2 separate regions of the Homo sapiens genome follow, and region 2 is linked to region 1. A link is a contact called in ENCODE Hi-C or POLR2A ChIA-PET data. All regions are on one chromosome and are shown on one strand. The core of a region is the stretch at or near the end of the contact, and the rest is flanking DNA. Distances in the headings are between cores, read along the strand shown.

The links. Hi-C counts contacts between places; a loop is a spot of excess contacts on that map. ChIA-PET counts read pairs that join two places held with the same protein, here RNA polymerase II (POLR2A). Pooled maps may share reads with other maps.
Region 2: a loop to region 1 is called in a pooled map, with 5 times the contacts of the local background. The contact joins two enhancer-like sites. A Hi-C loop is called at or near these places in 1 of 37 single-sample maps with no recorded cell type and 4 of 50 pooled maps. POLR2A ChIA-PET finds 5 or more read pairs at or near these places in 1 of 52 experiments (Panc1).

Annotation. Positions count from the first base shown.
Region 1 is chr15:88,703,856-88,706,555 of GRCh38, reverse strand. No RefSeq gene overlaps it. Among named protein-coding and RNA genes, the nearest start is that of ISG20, 66 kb to the right of the region's middle. Within about 2 kb of position 1,260, at least 5 of the 41 ENCODE cell types and tissues checked have a DNase peak (open chromatin) inside an H3K27ac peak, as active enhancers do.
Region 2 is chr15:88,833,043-88,835,742 of GRCh38, reverse strand. All of the region lies in intron 1 of ACAN (aggrecan), which reads right to left. Among named protein-coding and RNA genes, the nearest start is that of ACAN, 31 kb to the right of the region's middle. Within about 2 kb of position 1,287, at least 5 of the 41 ENCODE cell types and tissues checked have a DNase peak (open chromatin) inside an H3K27ac peak, as active enhancers do.

The sequences.
Region 1 (2,700 bases), core at 11-2,510:
AGCCAGCTGTGCAAAGTCTAGGAGTTCCTAAACTCTTCTGGGCCTGGGGTGCTAGGGCAGTCTGGTGAAGCCTATGCATCCCTTCCCAGAAGGATGTTTGTAATTGCATTAAATTAATATACATGGGGTTACACAGGAAAATCATTATCTTGAAACCCAGCTCAACCCATGGAACCCCTGGTTAAAAAACAAAAACAAAAACAAAAAAAACCTGGGAAAAGAGTATTTGAGGAAGAGGGAATGGTAAGTGTGAAGTCCCTGGGTTGGGTGAATTCGGCAGGTTGGGGGAAAAGATGCTCAATGCGTGGAGCGAGTGAAGCAGAGGCTAGGTCCTGCGGTGCTTGTGCTTTGGGGATGGCTCTAGTCTATATTCCCAGTGTGCTGAACACCAACAAGGCTTTCAAATCTGCTTACAGATCTGCTTACCACGCCATCGGGGCAGGGTGGTGAGCAGATTCGTATTCTAAACCATCACTGTGGCTGCTGGATGGAGAATGGGATGTTAGGGGGACAAGAAGGGAGGCAGGAGACCCTTGGGAGCTACTGCAGGCCTCCAGGGCATACACATAGGATGCGATCTTCGACGCAGGGCAGGGAGAGGATCCTTCGGGGCCAAGAGGGACCTTGGAGGTGTAAACTGAGTGAAGTACCTATGTATTGGACACAGGCAACGGAGGACGGGTATTTGGGGTTAGTGTCTACTGCTGACTCTGTTACTAATTCACCACGGGCCCTAGGCTCAATCGCTCCCTGTCTCAGGTTCTCAGGCTCTAGTGGGTAAAAGGAAGGCTTGGACTAAGCTCCCACAGTGAGAGTCGAGAGAGTTCAGTGCAGGCCCCGCGAACCCTCTGGCTGGAAGTGCTGTTTGCCCGGGAAGCATGATGATGCCCACCGCCGCGGGCGCCCGAGTGGCTGCCCAGTCCGGTCTGCAGGCCTCGTCGCCTGCGGAGGGGGCGGCGTGGGGACCAAGCGGCCGCAGCGAGGCGGCAAGGCGCCTGGGTCCCGCTGCCAGCGGCCGGGGTAAATGAGAGCCCGAGGGAGCCCGGGCGGCGCGCGGCGGGCGGGATTGGCGCCCGATCCAGTCCCTCCCCTCCCCTCTCCTCTCCTCCCCTCCCCTCCTCTCCCCACCCTTTGCCTCCTCTTCCCTTCCCACCCCTCCCTTCCCTTTGCGTCTCCTCCTCTCCTCTCCCTTTTCTTCTCCTCCTCCTTCCTCATCTCCTGCCCCGCACCCCGCTCCTCTTGGCAGAACTGCTGGAAAAAAGGGCCGGGCAGAGGGGCAGACGGCGGCGGGCCGGCTCCGCGCCGCCAGCCCGGGCAGCGAACACTCAGGAGGAAAAGCTGCGCCCCCGTCAGCCTCCCCGCCCCTGCTGTGGGGTCCAGGGCCCCGACGCCCGGTGGAGGGGGCTCCCCACACCCACTGGACACCTGTTGGCCCCCTGCAGGGAAAATGCTTTTTCCCTCTTCACTCCCACCGACCCTCAATCCATGCTGACCTCCCTGAAATGGCAGACCAGCGAGGGCCTCCGAGAGGTTTCGTTATTTAATCAACAAACTTTATTGAAAAACTGCTCCTCGCTGGCCCTATACGGGGTGGGCCCTGGGGACGACACCAGTTCGGACCCTGTTCCTGTCCTGGAAGAGCACCCAGTCTAGTGGTGGAGATACATATATAGGGGCATGAAATAAGCACCCACTGTTTGCCAGATCTTTGAAACACATTATCTATAATCCTTATGCTAAAGCCTCAAGTAGTAGTATCTCCATTTTACAGGTGAGGAGACAAAGACTATTCGCCATGGACTAAGATAATAGATGGATGAAATTTATATTCACAATATGTAAAACCCACAAGAGGTGACTATCTTAAAATACACAAGGATTCCTATAAACCCACCAAATGGCTACAATTTAAAAGACTGAAAGTATGAAATATTAATGAGGATGAGGAGCAACTGGAATTTTCATACGCTGCTGGTAGGAGTGTAAATTGGTACAGCCACTTTAGAAAAACGTTCAGTAGTGGAGATTAAAGCCAAACATTCAAAATTCCCGTGATGAACCAATTCCACTACCAACAGAATTGAGTGCTTATAGCCACCAAAAGACACGTTCAAACATGTTCATAGAAACTTTATTCATAATAACGCCAAACTGGAAACAACCCAAATGTCCATCAACAAGAAAAAGGGTAAATAAATTCCGCATAGGCATACAATGGAATATTACACAGCAGTGGAAAAGAATGACCTAGCACACAACCACCTAGATAAATCTGAAAGATGCCAGATATGAAAGAGAACTTACTGCATGATTCTGTTTATATACAGGTTTTTGAAAGCGAAACCAATCTAAGGTGTAGAGGTCAAAGTAGTAGTTGCCTTGAAAGGTAAATGGAGGGGACACAAGAGCCTTTGAGGGGCTGAAAAGCTCTAAATCTTAACCTGGGTGGAGATTACACAGGTGTGTCCATGTGTAAAAATAAATCAAGCTCCACAGTTAATATCTTGTGCAACATGTGTAGACTATACCTTAACTCAAACAAAGCAAAACCAAGAGCTTCTTCCAATCAACAAGGAAATGATAGGAAATACAAATGTGTAATGGGCAAAGGACACCCGTTGGCAATTTATAGAAAGAAAAGTCCTAATAGGTAGCAGGTATTTGAAAAGATCCCCAATCTCATTAGTAACTAGGCAAATA
Region 2 (2,700 bases), core at 38-2,537, 130 kb before region 1:
ATAGAGAGAAAAGACTGACCTGTCCTGAGAAAGAGAGAATTCTTTGTGCTGGATGGCCTTTGAGCTAGAACATTGCTTTTTCTTCCCTTTGGACTTGAATTGAAACATCTGCTCTTCCTAGGTCTCAAGCTTACTGACTTTCAAACTGAAACTACTCCAATCATTTCATTTAGGTCTCAAGCCTTCAAACTTGGACTAGAATTACACCACCAGGTCTCCTGGTCTAGCTTACCAACTTATCATGCAGACCTTGGGACTTGCCAGCCTCTATAATTGCATGAACCCATTCCTTATAATAATTCTCTCTCTCTCTGTCTCTCGTGTGTGTGTGTGTGTATGTGTGTGTCTGTGTGCGTATGTGTGTGTCTGTGTGCATGTGTCCTATTGGTTTGTTTCCTTGGAGAACCCTGACTAACACAGTCCTTCAGGCCCAGAGAAGTGATGAGTTGCTCAACATCCCTAATGAAACTTGGGCCTGCCACCAACTTCAAATCCAGAGATCACGTGTGTTTTAGAATGGACTAGCCTCCAAGGTTTCAGGCAAGGTTTAGGGGCCTGGTTCATGTCAGGGAAAAGATGTTCACCTAGAGAGCTCTTGAGGAGGTTATGGGATGAACGGATTAATATTTTAGGAGAGAAATTAGACCTAGGAAGCTGTAGCTCTCCTGCTAGATCAATGACTTCATGTGGATTAGAAAGACAAACCTTCCTTATCGTCATCTGCTGTAAAGCTGTCATAATAAGTACACAGGTCTGTGACAACCGCAGTGTAAAGGTGCACAATTGGAACCCTGACTCCAGCATAGGTGGACCCAAGAAGACCCAAGAGAATGTACAGGAGACCCACCAGAGCAGTGCTCTCAACCTCAGCTGCACACTGAAATCACCTGGGCTTCAGCCTGGACCTCAGGATTTTTAGAGCTTGGAAGGTTCTAAGGTGCAGCCAAGATGGAGCACCGCTGGCCTAGAACACGTGCAGTCCCATTACAGACACCTCCTGTGACCTTCCCTCCACGGTGCATGCCTGGTGATGTTCCCCGAGTTGTTCTGTTGGATGGACTTGCATCAGCACCTACCCTCCCCTTTTGGTTTAAGAAGTGCTTGCATCACAGAGGGAGGGAACCTTGGAGCGGATGGAGGATCTGGGACTAAAGAAAAGATTGGAGATTTCAGCAACTCTCGCCCGTGGCATTCCCAGACTTTTGCTCTATCAGAGTCCAGTGGCCCAGCAGGTGTCGCTCTTGGCTCAGTCACCGCCGGCTGGGGCTGGATGGATTTGGGGATGAGGGGGGCACCCCAGGAGTCCCTAGGCTCAGGAGGGGTGTTGGGAGGGCACTGGTGTTCCCATCCAGGAATGCCAGGGGCAGGGGCAGGGTGGGCCCAGGACTCCGAGTGACCCTTTCTTCCTGTTGATTGAGTGTGTCATCTTTCTACCACCTATGCTACATATACGAGTCACCCCAGAAATGAAAGGGCTGTCTGTGGGTGCTGCTGGGGGTATGGCGTGAATGCATGAGGCACGTCATCCTCACACTGGAGAAAGTCTGGAAAATCCCAAAGTTCTGAGAAGTAGCCCCTGTGTCTCCTTAGGGATTTTTCTACCTAGATGCTGCCTTTTAAAGAAAAGTCTCTGGCTGCAGGCTGTGGCACCATGAGGGGCTCTGGTTCAAGCCCCATGTGACGAGTTGCGGCTGGGAAATAGTTCCCCAGAAGGCAGAGGGCAAAGTGTCTTCTCCACTCTGGGGAGGGGTCTAGACTTTCCGGCTCCTCTCTTCCCAGAGCCTTAGGGATTCGTGTTCAGACACAAGGCCCGCCTGTTCTTCCCTCAGAACACCCTTCATTGGGAGGTTGTGTGTATGTTTTCGGAGCTGTGTTTCTTCCCTCACTCTCTGAACAAGCTGGACATTGTCCGGGGGTGTAGGAGTGCTCTGTGGGGCTTGGACGGCTTGATTTCTCTCCCTGGCCTAAACCAGGAAATGGGAAGGAATGAAAAGAGGTGGGGAGGAGAGTGGGGGTAGGGGGATAGGGGTGGAGTGGGCAGAGAAACTAATTTTATTTCTTTTTTTTTTTTAAAGACAAACTTTGGGATAGAAATATCGCAATAAATATGCTCTTGTGTTTGTGTGTGTTTTCTCAGCTGTAAAGAAAATAGGGAGAAATTCCATTCTGTCTGGCTTCCAAGTGTCTCCAGGACTCACTGAGCCTTTTATGCGAGAAGACTGACTTTGGCAGCCCTGAGTCCCAGCACGGCCCTGTCAACAGGGAGGCCTTTCTCCATGGGAAGCTGAATTAGGTGCTGACAGGGCGACAGCATAGGTGAGGCAGAGGAAGGGGACGGGGAGCCTGAAATGAAGTGGAGAGGGGAGCTTGGGGAGCAGGAAGGGGATGCTGGGTGAAGGCCGGGTGAGAGTCATGTGGTTTGGGTTCATCACCAGGGAATTGACTTTCTCAGAGAGCATTATGTGGAGATTTGGTAGGGGAAAGTGAGGTGCTTTTAGCTTGAGCTGAGGCTATGTGTCTGTGTGAGCATGCGTGCATGTGTCCAGGTTGCAGACAAGGAAACCTTCACCTCCTCATCAGCCAGACTCTACCCCATGGTTGTCTACCTGGCCAAGGTCTTGGCCTGGATTCCATCAAATTATGGGATTGAACAGGCAGCTCACCCACTCTCCCTGAATGCATCTTCCAGCAACATGTGCA